Regions from separate parts of the Homo sapiens genome. Here region 2 is linked to region 1. A link is a loop called in an ENCODE intact Hi-C map of the cell type or tissue named here. Cell type or tissue: PC-9. All regions are shown on one strand.

Region 1 (8,000 bases):
GGAACTGGTACCATTCCTTCTGAAACTATTCCAATCAATAGAAAAAGAGGGAATCCTCCCTAACTCATTTTATGAGGCCAGCATCATTCTGATACCAAAGCCGGGCAGAGACACAACAAAAAAAAGAGAATTTTAGACCAATATCCTTGATGAACATTGATGCAAAAATCCTCAATAAAATACTGGCAAAATGAATCCACCAGCACATCAAAAAGCTTATCCATCATGATCAAGTGGGCTTCATCCCTGGGATGCAAGGCTGGTTCAATATATGCAAATCAATAAATGTAATCCAGCATATAAACAGAGCCAAAGACAAAAACCACATAATTATCTCAATAGATGCAGAAAAAGCCTTTGACAAAATTCAACAACCCTTCATGCTAAAAACTCTCAATAAATTAGGTATTGATGGGACGTATTTCAAAATAATAAGAGCTATCTATGACAAACCCACAGCCAATATCATACTGAATGGGCAAAAACTGGAAGCATTCCCTTTGAAAACTGGCACAAGACAGGGATGCCCTCTCTCACCACTCCTATTCAACATAGTGTTGGAAGTTCTGGCCAGGGCAATTAGGCAGGAGAAGGAAATAAAGGGTATTCGATTAGGAAAAGAGGAAGTCAAATTGTCCCTGTTTGCAGATGACATGATTGTATATCTAGAAAACCCCACTGTCTCAGCCCAAAATCTCCTTCAGCTGATAAGCAACTTCAGCAAAGTCTCAGAAAACAAAATCAATGGACAAAAATCACAAGCATTCTTATACACCAGCAACAGAGAAACAGAGAGCCAAATCATGAGTGAACTCCCATTCACAACTGCTTCAAAGAGAATAAAATACCTAGGAATCCAATTTACAAGGGATGTGAAGGACCTCTTCAAGGAGAACTACAAACCACTGCTCAAGGAAATAAAAGAGGATACAAACAAATGGAAGAACATTCCATGCTCATGGGTAGGAAGAATCAATATCGTGAAAATGGCCATACTGCCCAAGGTAATTTACAGATTCAATGCCATCCCCATCAAGTTACCAATGCCTTTCTTCACAGAATTGGAAAAAACTACTTTAAAGTTCATATGGAACCAAAAAAGAGCCCGCATCGCCAAGTCAATCCTAAGCCAAAAGAACAAAGCTGGAGGCATCACGCTACCTGACTTCAAACTATACTACAAGGCTACAGTAAACAAAACAGCATGGTACTGGTACCAAAACAGAGATATAGACCAATGGAACAGAACAGAGCCCTCAGAAATAATGCCGCATATCTACAACTATCTGATCTTTGACAAACCTGAGAAAAGCAAGCAATGGGGAAAGGATTCCCTATTTAATAAATGGTGCTGGGAAAACTGGCTAGCCATATGTAGAAAGCTGAAACTGGATCCCTTCCTTACACCTTATACAAAAATCAATTCAAGATGGATTAAAGACTTAAACGTTAGACCTAAAACCATAAAAACTCTAGAAGAAAACCTAGGCATTGCCATTCAGGACATAGGCATGGGCAAGGACTTCATGTCTGAAACACCAAAAGCAATGGCAACAAAAGACAAAATTGACAAATGGGATCTAGTTAAACTAAAGAGCTTCTGCACAGCAAAACAAACTACCATCAGAGTGAACAGGCAACCTACAAAATGGGAGAAAATTTTCGCAACCTACTCATCTGACAAAGGGCTAATATCCAGAATCTACAATGAACTCAAACAAATTTACAAGAAAAAAACAAACAACCCCATCAAAAAGTGGGCAAAGGACATGAACAGACACTTCTCAAAAGAAGACATTTATGCAGCCAAAAAACACATGAAAAAATGCTCATCATCACTGGCCATCAGAGAAACGCAAATCAAAACCACAATGAGATACCATCTCACACCAGTTAGAATGGCAATCATTAAAAAGTCAGGAAACAACAGGTGCTGGAGAGGATGTGGAGAAATAGGAACACTTTTACACTGTTGGTGGGACTGTAAACTAGTTCAACCATTGTGGAAGTCAGTGTGGCGATTCCTCAGGGATCTAGAACTAGAAATACCATTTGACCCAGCCATCCCATTACTGGGTATATACCCAAAGGACTATAAATCATGCTGCTGTAAAGACACATGGACACATATGTTTATTGTGGCATTATTCACAATAGCAAAGACTTGGAACCAACCCAAATGTCCAACAATGATAGACTGGATTAAGAAAATGTGGCACATATACACCATGGAATACTATGCAGCCATAAAAAATGATGAGTTCATGTCCTTTGTAGGGACATGGATGAAATTGGAAAACATCATTCTCAGTAAACTATCGCCAAGAACAAAAAATCAAACACCGCATATTCTCACTCATAGGTGGGAATTGAACAATGAGATCACATGGACACAGGAAGGGGAATATCACACTCTGGGGACTGTTGTGGGGTGGGGGGAGGGGGGAGGGATAGCATTGGGAGATATACCTAATGCTAGATGACGAGTTAGTGGGTGCAGTGCACCAGCATGGCACATGTATACATATGTAACTAACCTGCACAATGTGCACATGTACCCTAAAACTTAAAGTATAATTAAAAAAAAAAAAAGACTACAGATTGGGGCAGTGTACACCGCTCGGATGATGGGCGCATCAAAATCTCACAAATCACCACTAAAGAGCTTACTCATGTAACTAAACACCACCTGTTCACCAATAACCTATGGAAATAAAAAATTTAAATAAATACATTAAACTTCCAAACACCCCATCTCCAAATACGATCACATTAAGGGTTAAAGCTTCAACATACGAAACTGGGTAGGGAACTGGGTAGGGAGTGGGGCACAGAATTCAGTTTATAGCATCCCCCAGGTCAGAAATAAATAAATAAATATAAACAGGCAATTCACAGGAAAGAAAACCTGAGAAGACAATAAATATATGAAAATGTGCTCAAACTCATTAATATCTGCAGAATGCAAATTATAACACTAATGAGAAAACATTTCACATCCATCAAATTTATGAAAATTCAAAAGTTTGGCAATGCCAAGTGTTGGTAAGGATATGCTGGTAGGAGGGTAAATTAATACTATTACTTTGAAAAACAATTTGGCATTATCTAGGAACTCTGAAGATGCTCATACTCTCTCCAAAATAGTGTTTTAGAGAAACTCTAACTCTTGTGCATGAGGAAACATGTGTAATAATGTCCATTGCAGCTGTTTTCCTGGGAGCAAACATTTGGAAATGATTTAAATATCTATCAATAGAAATGAATAAATTTCAATATATTTTCTGGAATGGAATATGTTTAATGGAACACTTAAAATAAATGTGGAAAACTTCAAATTGAGAGAACAACAAATACTAATATTGATAAAACACACACTGCAGAATGATACAGACATAGGACCATTCAGATAAAATCTTAAAATGTGCAAAATTTTGCTATTTACAGTTTAGGGATGCATACATAGATAGTAAAAGTATAAAATAAGCATGAGTACTCAGAAGAGAAGCAGAAGAATAGGACCGGCGCAATGGTACCCTGTGGTCTCCAATTGTATCTTTCATTGTAACTCTGTTTCCCAAAAAGAAAGAAAAACTCTATATATTTTCTATGTTTGAAATATTTCACAATTATTTTAAAATCTAAAAGGAAAACTAAAATTAAAGTTTTAACAGATTTCTTTTCCTTTTTCATCGTTGTGGTTGTTCAGAAAGGCCAATTCATTTTTTTCTGAATATAAAATAATTAGGCTTTCTTTTTATCTGAATATTGTGTGACTGTGTGTGTGTGTGTGTGTGTGTGTGTGTGTGTGGTGTAGCACTTAATTCTTTAGTAATAACAATGAAAGTTAGCGTAATTGGAAAATTTGTTTCTCCATCAATCATTTAGAATGTTTGGTGGAAAAGTGATTTTTCTGGACTATGCAGATAACTATCTCATCAAGGCCTTGACATGTGTGGACATGACCTCACCCATGGTGGTTTCCAGGATTTGGATGGGAACCAGTTTCCGCCTATTTCACCACCTCAGGAGAAATGCGAGGTATTCTTCCCGGGGGCACCCAGTCAGCGCTGCATCTACCCGAGAGTCCCTGCCCAGCCATGCAATCATTTCTGAAACTAATGAGATCAGCAGCTTTTCACGAAACCATGAGTCATACCTATTGGTGAGGCTTTCCAGGCTTGAGGAGTGCCTTGAAGTGCCGGCTTCACCAGATGTTCTGGCATCACCAATCCTTCCCCTAATTCTGAGTGCCACATCTGACCCACTGCCAACGGTCACAAGGTCGCCAGCGGCCAAAAATCACCTTGGGCTTCAGGTAAGGACCTGTAAAATCAAGGCAATACCAACTAAAATTCCAGCTGGATTGTTTTCAAGGAACTTGATCATCTAAAATTTATATTGGTTCACAAATTACCAAGACAACATTAACTTTAAGACATATTAGAGACTGATAATGAAAACAGTGTGGTAATGTTTCAAAAACAAATTAGCCAACAGAAGAGAAAAAATTAGTGTCGGACAAATAGATAATAGATTACGCATTCATTGAGAGACACTTTGTTTAATAAATATTGAGAAACTAGAAAACTGAAATTAATGAAATCCTCATTGAACTCCTTAAACAAGGATAGATTCTAGATTAATTAAAGGCCTAAATGTGAGCTATAAAACTAAAATAATTAGAAGAAAATGTAGAATATTTTTGTGACCTAGGGGCTTGTGGCAGGGAAAGAGAGAGCATCAATAAAACTTCCAGAGCACAAACCCAATGGCAATGAAAAAAAACCCTTGAAAGATTTGACTATAACAAAACTGTGGATTTTTGTTCATTGAAGGACATCATGAAAAAAAAATAGGGGAATGACAGTATTTAAAAGGAAAGTGAGAGAGCACCTCAGAAGATATTTGTAATCTCTAAAACCAATATCTAAAATATTCAAACAAATTCAATAAATTTCCCCAAATACAATAGCCCCAATAAGAAAATAGAGGGTATGAAAAGACAATTTGAAGAAGAGGAAACACAGAAGATTACTTAGTATATTAAAGTCATTCAAAATTACTAGTAGTCAGAGGAAAGCTGTTTTTAAATGTAATGTTTTCAATTGATAAATAAAAAGTATATATATGTATGGTGTACAAAATGATGTTTTGAAATATGTATAGATTTGTGGAATGGCTAAACTCAGCTAGTTACCATATATTAGCTCCACATACCATTTTTTGTGGTAAGAACACTTAAAATCCACTCTCTTAGCAATTTTCAAGTACACAATACATTGTTATTAACTATAGTCACCGTGTTTAGAGAAAAGTAATTTAAAACAAGGAGATATCACTTTCTACCTTCTGAACCAACAACAATCCCAAGCTGGACAGTGGAAGTGTTGATGAGGATGAGATGCCACAAGAAAGTTCATTACTGTGGGTGGGAGTTAGGACCCAAAGATTCCAGGTGTACATCCCAACGAATTCTTTACCCAACCCCACAGGAGACCATGTACAACAAACACATTAAACAGAATGGTCACCCATGGTAAGAGGCATGGAAACTGGAGTGAGTAGGAAAATAAAAGACAGTACATAAACATGTAAAATTTAAAAAGAAATGCTTCAGGGCCTAATAATAATTATGTTTCATAAATTGTGGAGTGTGATCACCTCTGCAGCTGAGAATATTCTTGCCCTGTAAGTGCTCATTATCTCATGGAGAAAAATATACTACACATGTCAAATAAATTTTATATATATATATTATATATATATATATATCTCATATATATAAGGAATTATGGTGTCTGGTAAAGAGATGTCCAATATACAGATGTTTGTAGTAAGCCAGGCAAACTGTGATAAAAAAGCCATAACACAGAGTGTATTACAACATAATGTAGAGTGACCAACATCTACTTTTGCAAAGACTGAACTCATTATAATTCTTCCTCTGGGGGTATGTTAATGGCACAGTTTACACAATGGAAAAATCTAGGCATAAATTGTCTGAGACAATGCATCCTAGATGCATCTGTACAGATTTATGGAAATGCATTAAGAGTACCTAGTTTTTTGCAATTTTCATCAGCAAATTGAACCACACATTGATAATGAGAGATAGCACTTTGAACACATCGCCTATTGTCTGTAATATCAATAAAACATTTGTTATATATATTTTTCTATGTTTCTAGCCTTTATGAACACCCTGTAGAAGAGCACAGTACCCAGAGAAAATAAATAATTCCTATGTTCTTTTTCCCTCCATCTCTAGAGTTTCTCACCCACCATGTTTTAATGCTTGCTCCTACCTTATTTATATAGTGAATATATTGAAATAAAAGAAATGCCACGAATAGGAGAACAATCAAGCCCATCATTTTTCCCACTTGAAAGAAAATTATATGGTCATTAAAAATAACATTAAAGTAGAAGAAGACTGAGAGCACTAAGGAGGAGATGAGGCATCTTGGCCAGGAATACAGACAGATTTAAGAGCAGAGCTCAGGTTTTCCCTGGTGAGTCATTTGGTTGGTATCCTCAATGCTTTATCCCAACTGCATACCTCTACCAATCCTTTGGGAATTCCAAATGGCCATTGACAATAGCAGGTCACGCATGGAGAAAAAAAAGAAAATAAAATATGTTTTCAAAACTGATTGGGTAAAGGCATAGAGATTTGTAGAGGTATAAAAAGTAATCCTAGATTAATACAACTAAGTTTCATTTATGCTAAGGTGCCATTAATTGTAAGATCCTCCATATTTCATGTATCATTAAGTAAGAAAAAACACTTTCAATTAAACTATCACATAATATCATCCTTGAAAAAATAGTAATACATGTTTAGCAGCCTGGCAAGCCTGGATTTACATCCCAACTGTTCCACTTTTAGCTGTGTGGCTGTGAACAAATGAACTAACTTTTCTAAGCCTCAGTGTTAGCCTTTGTAATATAAAAACAGTAATAGTACCTACTAATTTATGTGGAGATTAAATGGGATAGTGGATCTCATATAGTGTTTAGCATGGTGTCTAGCACATACTGATTATCAATACTTAAAATATATTAGCTATTTTAATATTAAAGTTTATAGTAATATGCAAAGTGCTTAGGGTATAATGATAATGAAAAGACAGGATACAAAATTATGCTGTAATTTAATCTCAACTACGTTTTAAAAAAGTAATGCATAGAACAAGGGCTGGAAAGAAATATACAAAATTGTTAGCACATATGTTAAGACATAAAATATATACTTGAGAGGTAAAACTATCGATATTTTTCTATTTTATATTTATTTTTTTCTCGTTTCCTAACTTCTCTATAATATTAATTTTAATGAGAAATATGTATTTTTATGACTTACTCCTAGATCCTTCTTTTATACCCAAATACCACTATTGAATGAGTAAACTAATGCACCCCACTGTAAGGTAAATAAATGTGCCTGTAAAACATCCATCCTACCACTTCTCATTCCAGCCCAAGGACAGATCTCTCTCACAGAGTCCTACCTGAGAGTCCCTCTCAACACATTAGTTTAGCTCTTTCCTTCTTTTGAAATAGTATGATGGGTGAAGCCTATCCCTGATCACATCAGTTATTTTTTCCCAGGATATTTACATGTTAATAATGATCAAAACTTTAAGCAAAAGACAAAAAACTCAAGGTAGAATTCTAAGTGGCCCATATTTGGGAAAGGAGATTTAGAAGGAGAGGTTTTTCAATCCCAACAACTTCATTTTCCTTTACCAAAAGATTGTAAGATTAATGACAGGGTACCATGTCTTAAGCTTATGGTGAAAGTCCAGATTTTCCTAAATAGTCAATAATGTTAAATACTCTACCGCTTGTGCTGGTCAGGAAACATGTTCCAACCTTGGTTTTGCCTCCAGGCTCCCTGAACTCATCTCTTTTTATATTCCAGGCACCTGGCTCTCAACACACTCTAAATCAATTGATTGTCAAATGATTGATTGCTCCTAGCCCAAAAGAGACTT
Region 2 (8,000 bases), 65 kb after region 1:
CATTTGGCTTGAAACTATGTCCCACCCTAAGAATAGCTGTGGTGAGGAGCCATTCTCCTCACTGCACTGTTTGTTTCCTGCACAGCTTAGTAGCTTGGCCCTTTGAAACCCCGTTCAATTTAAGTAAACACGTTTTTAATAACAGCAAGATTGTTTGCTCTTTAGAACAAATCTATTATTTTAAAATCATATTCTTAAAAATTAGATATGAAAAATGTCAAATAAAGTTAATTATCTATGCCCTCCTTTCAGTTATAGAGCAAGAGATTTAAGAGAACCTGGGCAAGGTGTGGCTGCCCTCCTGCCTCTGTCTTCAGATGGCAATCCCCGCCGCAGACCCGGCTTACCCAAGCTGAAAGCCACAGCGCCGCGTTCGGTTTCCCAGTAACAAAGGCAGGGTGAGAATGTGGTCTCTAGACACCCAGGCTGCAGTGGAGCCAATGCCTCCCAACCAGGGCCCCACCCACAACAGAAATGAGTGTCACGTCAACTCTACCAGAGAGCGATCTTAACAAGAGAAATGGGCTGAAACGGCAGCAAAATGGTATCCCTGAAAATCAGGTTCAAGCTTTAGATTGAGTTCCTTAAAACCACAACATTGCTTCTCAAGTGTGTTAGCAGATTCTGCCACGGGATTCTTGCTCACCACCCCACCCCTAACCCAGAGGTCTTCGTAAATCACATCTGTATGAAAGGGCATAGAGATGACTCCATATGGAGGAAGGGAGAAAAGACAATAACTTCTCAATAATTTGTACAAGCTTCTATGTCTGTGTTTGATACTGTGACATGAAGCAGGGGTCTTGCCCTGGGCTTTCAGAAAAGCAAGATGGTCTAACGATCACAACCCAGTGCTCAAATCCCCAAATTTGTGGAGATTGGGTGGGTCGGGGGCATGGGAAAGATATAGAGGAAATAAAATATCGCAAGATTCCAGAAAGCGAAATTCTACTTCCTCAGAAGTGAACTTTGGCCAAAAGCACTCACGTTCTGACCTGAGACCCGATAGGAGCTCCTTCCAGTTTCCAATTCGCTAATTGAATGCAACCTAGTAAACCTTTTAACCTCTCAGTTTCCATTTTGTCTCATACCTTCAAGGAGTCAGAAAGATATTGAAAGAAGATCAGGGTAAAGTTGGTCAATTAATGGGAGCATTTAGGGTACCCATAAACATGGAATCGCGAGTGGGAATGTAGGGCTTTCCTGACGTCCACAAAGGCCAAAGATACTTCCACTGGGAGATCACGATAGACTAATAGATTAAAAATGAAAACAATATGGCTGGGCACGGTGGCTGAAGCCTATAATCCCAGCACTTTGGGAGGCTGAGGCAGGTGGATCACCTGAGGTCAGGAGTTCAAAACCAGCCTGGCTGACATGGTAAAACCCCGTCTCTACTAAAAATACAAAACTTAACTGGGCATAGTGGCGAGCACATGTAATCCCAGCTACTCGGGGGGCTGAGTTGGGAGAATCACTTGAACCTGGGAGGCGGAGGTTGCAGTCAGCCAAGATCATGCCACTGCACTCCAGGCTGGGCGACGGAGACTTCATCTCAAAAAAAAACCAAAAAGGATTGTTTGAATTGAACAAATAGGTGCTTTTTAACCAAAAAAATAACAAATACAATTGAATTTGAGCCTTTTCATAACAAACGAGGCCTGAATCAAACACGTCACCCTACCCACACTACCTTGAGAGGTCTTGATGAAGGCTACCATCTTGCGCGGTCATGTAAGAGAACTTACAGCACAGCTGTTCCCTCAAAGTGACTTTCATTTAAAATGCCTCTGTAAAATATTTTGGAAACACGGTGAAGTATTGTCTCCATTACATTTATTATTTTTTCAAGTTCAACTACAGACCTCCAAATGACTCCCAATTCACATTCCATCATGGTTTTTAAATACCATTAGCCATTTGTGTGAAAATGGTGTTGTCTACATGACTCCATATTATAAGAAGATGGAATTGGTGAGTTATTTCATCATCCCAGAATTTTAGGTCACAAAAAGAGGAAAAGTGGATCCTCTGCAAACTTCAAATGCAGCTATTAAAGTCATCCTTAAAATCTCTTAAGAGCCTTTTCTGATAGTATCTCCTAGCCATGAAATTCTTCCTAATAACGTATCTTCTTCTTTTCTGTTAGAAATAAATTTTTCCCCTGACCCCAGTGGAATTAACACACAGTCACACAGAATCTCTAATTGCCCTTTTACACATTGAAAGACTATCAACACATCTTTACCTCCATGGCTGCAGAACCAACTCCTGAATTAGACTTCCATCAGTAAGTTCTTGGAATCCATTCACTCACTTTCTCCCTGTTACCAAGGTGAGTGCAGATAACCAGCAGAGACACCTGTGAACTTGAACCCAGAAGCATACACTCTCCATCTTAAAAACACACACTCCCACCATCCTGGGAGCATGGTAAATCAGCAAAGATGGACGGTGAAAATGTCGCTTTCTCACCTCAGCCTGATATTTACCAACAAGAAGTTAATTTCCCACTGTTCCCAGATCAGTCCACATTGGGGCTAACACTTCTCCACAATGTCCAAGCAAAATCAAAAGAATCCCTGTCTCAGAAGGCATTTGTTGCTGCTGAGTCACAACTGCCTGTCTGATCATAGTCTCCCAAAATGGAGTAAACAAAGGGTTAGTTTGTCCCCTTGTTACACAGTGAAGCCCTTTGCCAAAACTGATTGTTGTATTTTCTGGACAAAATGGAGTAAACAAAGGGTTAGTTTGTAAACAAAGGGTTAGCTTGTCCCCTTGTTATACAGTGAAGCCCTTTGCCAAAATTGATTTTTGTTTTTTCTGAATTTTTGTTTTTGTAGATATTCAGCTCTCCCCAATACCTCTGCCTGCCTTGGCTGCCTGGCCACTTTTTCCAGTGTGATTGTGTATGTTCTTGCCTATTTCTAGCCATTTTCCAGTCCTGGAACATATTAAAAACAAATTGGCCTTTCCATGTAGCTCATAAGTCAGAAAAATTACCAGCAGAAGACATCTCTAGAAAGCGAGACCGTGTACTCTGAGCCCTAACAGCTACTTAGCCAACCACTTCTTCTCTGAGCTATATCAGAGCCACCTATCTCTAGCTGCCTATTTGTTCCAGAAGAATTCAACCCAGGGGAATGGTTTTGCCACCCAGGCATAGGGAAACGAGGGGGCTTTTAAATTCACAGAGATTAGAAGTCCAGACAATGCAGGAAATTCACAGATAATATCCAAAGTAGCCAACCTGCCCTCCAAAATAAAATTCTGATTTGACCCAGTGAGGTAAGCCCAGGTAAGGTGAGCTTCACTTCCTGCCAGCCGTCTCCAAGAGTCTGTTCTAGTTTCATCTGTCCAGTTTAAAGCAGGCTTCTCTTTCCACTCAAGTGTTTGGATTCCAGATTCAAAAGAAGTTTTAAAAATCAGGACTTACCTCATTTACCTAAAGATTCTGGGTGGGAAATCCAATAGCTGTGGCTGTTGGAGGGGAGGCAGCAGGCTGCAATCTCACCAGCTCCTATAGGGATGGGGCACCACGGGTGTTATCAAGTCTGAGCCCTCATCAGAGTGAAGATAAATGCATATAACAATAATTTTAAATCATTTTGTAGGATGTTAAGCAATAAGCCACCAACCGGGAATTCCCTAAGTCACTTCCCCCTCTTCTGATTGGCTACCCAGCCCTTTAAAAAAATAAAATAAAGGATTACAAACACTGGCTCATTTGCATTTGGCCAACTCACACGTTAGTGTTCAAACAAAACAGGTCTAACCAGGTAATGCCTGTGTCTCAAGAACAGAGAGACAACCTGTTAATGGATGAGGAATTGATTTGGTGGTGACTGTTCTTTTCAGCTCAGAGGCTGTTTCAGGTGAAAAGCACCCTGCTCACCAAAGACACCATCGGGAAGAGGGAATGTAAAAGCAAAGTGAGTAGAAGTCCAAATCTGGAGGAGATGATGGTATGGAGGGGCCCTCTTGAGCACCTGTCTCATTTATTAGTCTGTATTTAGTCCACCCTGCTTTGGCATCAAGATCTTTTCCCTAGCTCTATAAGTACCAGGCTCTGAAGGGGCTCCCAGCAAGTTCCCTCTCCAGGCACCATGACTGCCTTCTTGACAGAGACTCTTGGCAATTCAATGGACTTTGAAAAGCCTATCTCCCCTGGCCCCAGGTAAGAGCCTTGAGAGGTTTGAAAGGGAAGGTCCTGGGAGGGAGGGTACCTTATGAGGAGATGCTTAGGTCAAGCAGTCAACTCTCAAATATGCAAGAGCTGATTATCCGGTTGGTGGATTATCTAGGTTCTTCACTTCCTCTTGACACTTACATGATCTTTTTTAAAAGGTTTATTGACACTCCCTATAAGAGTTAGAGATGAGAAGACCAAAATGCTGAAACTGGAAATAAAAAAGCACAGTTTGGACAAGAAGAAGGTGGAATATTAGGGAGGATCTACGGATTCAAATACCCAGGCAACCTCTATTCCCTTGGGCCAAGGGACATATGGGGAGTTACCTGTACCTGCTTCACTGGGTCACAAATGTACCTTCTCCCATACGGGTGAATGACTGCTCCTAGCAAAGAAAAATACCATCCCCCAACCATTAACTTTCTCTGTTGAACCTTCCAGGACACTGGCCTGGCATGAGCAAAGTGTCTAAGCAGATTTCTTTGACTCAACGGGCCTCCCTTTTGTGGGAGAGGGAAGGGAAGTTGAGATTTGGCAGAGATAAAGATTTTGTGATCAAAACCAAGAAGTTACTTGTGTTAAAAAGAAAAAAAAAGGTCTGCTTATGGTCAAAGGCTGACTGAATAGAATAAAAACTGGTTATTATATTAAGGGGGAACAGTGAGTGTGCAGTAGTATTAGTCTTTTCTTACTTATTTTTTCTAGTTTCTACACAAATTCAGAGGTTTCTGAAAGTGTAAAAGACTCAGTGGGAAAACAAGGGTGGACTTGGGAAGGTCTTGGAAGCTGGGCAGGTCTTGAAGAAGGGCTTGAGGCTTTGGTCAGTGCAGTTTAGGGGAGTTCTAATAAATCCCTCTGCCTCCCTAACCTGCCCCAGACATTCCCACCCTTCCCAACTGTTCAACCCTGTGAACTTGCCAAGGGCCCTGTGAAAATGCAAATGTAAACCCCGCCCCATATACACACTGATAAAAACAACAAATTTCATTATTTCCCATTATCACATTAGCCCCAATTAGTCTATCAGTTCCAGATCTGAGAGCAGGGCCCTGAGGGAATGGCCTGCTGGAGTTTTGCTTGAGAGACAAATCAGGCACAACCTGAAGTAACTACATTCCACCCACTGCAGGGCATTTGTGTGTAGTGATGGTGAAGGGGGGTGGGTGGCGGGGCACTCATGAGAAAAGGGAAGCATTATTGCTAGAGCCCGTGGGACTCCAGGGAAACAAACTTGGCCTTCTTTACACCATTGCCTGAGATTAACCTGAGACAGCAGGGTGGGAGTAGAAGGGCTAGGGTTGTGTGGTCAAGAGATAGTGAACTTCAAATGCAACCACAAAAGTGATGTGGCTCTCTGACCCAGTCCCAATCACCTTTAATTATAGGCCCTGTAATTTATAGCTGAAGAATTCTGGTTAAATCTCCATTTCTTTATCCACTTGTATTTAGTCCATTTTAGATTGGAGGGCTATTGAGACGAGTCATATTGGGGTAGTGATGGTGGGAGGGGAGGGAAAGATGTCACCTCATACTCACAAGCCACTTTATTTGTGGAGGTTTTTTTGTAAATAAAGTACCTAAAAGTGTGCCTGCTACTTGCTGGGTACTTATTAAGTATTGATTCTTCTTTTTACTTGGGTCTTAGTTGAACCTTCCAGAAGAAAAACAAAAATGAAAACAATACCCCTCACCCCCAACCTAAAAAAAAAAACACAAAAAAGCTAGAATTGCAGGTATATTGCATCCATACGGAAAGTCCTTTGGAGTTTGAGGTCTTTCACCCTACTGCCAACTTCAACAAGACAGTACTGGCGATAGATAGATAGATGATAGATAGATAGATAGATAGATAGATAGATAGATAGATAGATAGATAGATGATAGATAGATAATGATGGGATGAGATGGATGTCTCAAGGCCTTCTACTACAAGTCTCAGATATATCAAGTATGTCCTTTATGGATAAGAAGTTTAAAGTGTAATCACAAAATCATCAAACACAGCAGATCCTTAATATGGACACATTGTAAGTTCTCAAGGAGGACTCTGGCAAGAGAGACCTCCAGCACTTGTTCTGTGCTCCTGAATTCTCTGGGGGGCTGATAAAGACATAGCAAAATGAACAGAGTGATAAACAAAGCTGATTGTCTTTATTCTGTGGATGGGAAGAATCAAGAGAGAGAGGCCAAGCAGCTTGCCCTCAAATCAACTGAAACAAACTCTAGAAACCCAATTACTCTGCATAGAAATCTTCCTGGTTGTCCCTACAGGTCAAGGCCCTATCACCCTCTCCAACCTGTGCACAGACACAGAGCCCTTGAGTTGAGTCCTGTGCTGGTCCCCACAGAGGAAAAGGGGAACAGAGCAAAGCAAACCAGGTTGTGTGTGGTGGCCTGGAGACCCGGAGGTCAGTCGGGTTGTCTCCTAGAAGATCCATACTGTAAAACCAAAAACCCTAGGGATCTTAATTCCCAAATCAAGGCCAGGACAAAGAATCTCTTTAAGCCAAGTATCAAGCATTAAGGAATCTGAGTCTTAACACCAACACAGGCTGTGGCTACAAGATTAATGGAAGCTGTGTGCTTGCTTTGCAAGAAAGAGGATGCTCACACACTTTACACAATACCTTTTAACTAGAGGGCCTATATTTATTTTTGAAAGCAAGTGTGTGTTTGTATATATTTCTGTCTATCATCTCCTCCTAATGACGTGGTGTTACCTCCAGGGCAGAACACGGCATCTATTTAGTGAAAGCCGTACAAGAATATTAATGTAAGACCAATGGGAAGAAGAAACTCCTTCTGGTCTTGTGAAACTTATGGGGAGGGGGAATTAAATCGAGCAGAATATGATCATTTATTATACTGGTTACAGTCAAATAAGCAACAGAATTAATAAGTATCATTTTGCTTCTTAATGCTACTCCCCTCTAAAGGTCACATTTCCCAAATCTTTTGGTTTTGGATTAGATGAGGTTCCTGGGGATCTTCATTATCCTCTAAGGACAAGCTTTACGGTCTCTGAAGGGGGCACCTGAGTTCTGTTTGGGAGGTCACACGTTGACAGTTGTTCTAACAGGTTGATGTGACACACACCAGCAATGCCTCCTGACATTATGTCTGTGTGCCTGCATTCTGAGCAAATCCTGGCCCAATGGCATGTGCCACTGGCGTGCCAAGGTGGGGGCCACTTTGGTGCTGGAGGAGGGGAGAGTGGCTCACTCTTCCTGAGAAGAATGACCCACTGTGTACACACACACGTGCATGCCCACACACATACACACACAAAACTCAGGCATCTGAACATGTTGCTAAACTTACCCAAGCACCAAGGATGAATTTTCTGGACTCCTCCTCCATATTTTAATTAATATCAAGACGCCTCTATTCTTGCCTAAACTAATTTGCCCCTGCCCTGTTCCTTTGGTCTCGCCTGTATTTTATCAATCTCTTTCTGGCCTTATCTTTCCCCACAAATAGCTTTACACTGTTCCCTGACTTCAAGCCAACCTCACTGCTACGATAAGCATTTTGGTTCTTGAATCCAACTGTCTTAGTTTCTTCACAGTATTTCCATCAGGGTCTTCAAGAAGGCTCATTTCTCAGTCTCAGAAAGGGAGGGAAAATCATGAAAAAGGTGGCCATTTTCAGGCAACCTTCCTGTGGCCAGAATTTCTTCTTTTTTGTATGAGGAAGATTTCTTTATAAGTATAGCACTTAGGATTTTTTTTTGTTTTTCCAGGTATTATTCTTTTTATATTGACAAATAAAATTTGTATATATTTATGGAATAAAACATGACATTCTG

What was found. Hi-C counts contacts between places; a loop is a spot of excess contacts. Peaks named below come from ENCODE experiments on the same cell type or tissue, not always from the same donor. Only the 100,000 strongest peaks of a DNase experiment are listed, where the experiment ranks them.
Region 2: it touches region 1 in a loop (10-fold over the local background); 2 of 110 quality-filtered maps call a loop at or near these places.

What each region holds. Positions count from the first base shown.
Region 1 is chr11:34,681,557-34,689,556 of GRCh38, reverse strand. It overlaps the pseudogene NDUFB8P3. Among named protein-coding and RNA genes, the nearest start is that of EHF, 64 kb to the right of the region's middle. RefSeq lists enhancers at 3,998-4,167, 3,638-4,837. In PC-9, no CTCF peak of the experiment used is centred here; a DNase peak (open chromatin) is centred at 4,086; H3K27ac peaks cover 4,773 bases.
Region 2 is chr11:34,616,665-34,624,664 of GRCh38, reverse strand. It overlaps EHF (ETS homologous factor), which reads right to left and starts at 3,572. Exons shown (of 9, transcript NM_012153.6): 1 at 3,437-3,572. RefSeq lists a cis regulatory region at 5,272-5,671. In PC-9, a CTCF peak has its summit at 372; DNase peaks (open chromatin) are centred at 414, 3,744 and 5,264; H3K4me3 peaks cover 4,844 bases; H3K27ac peaks cover 5,377 bases.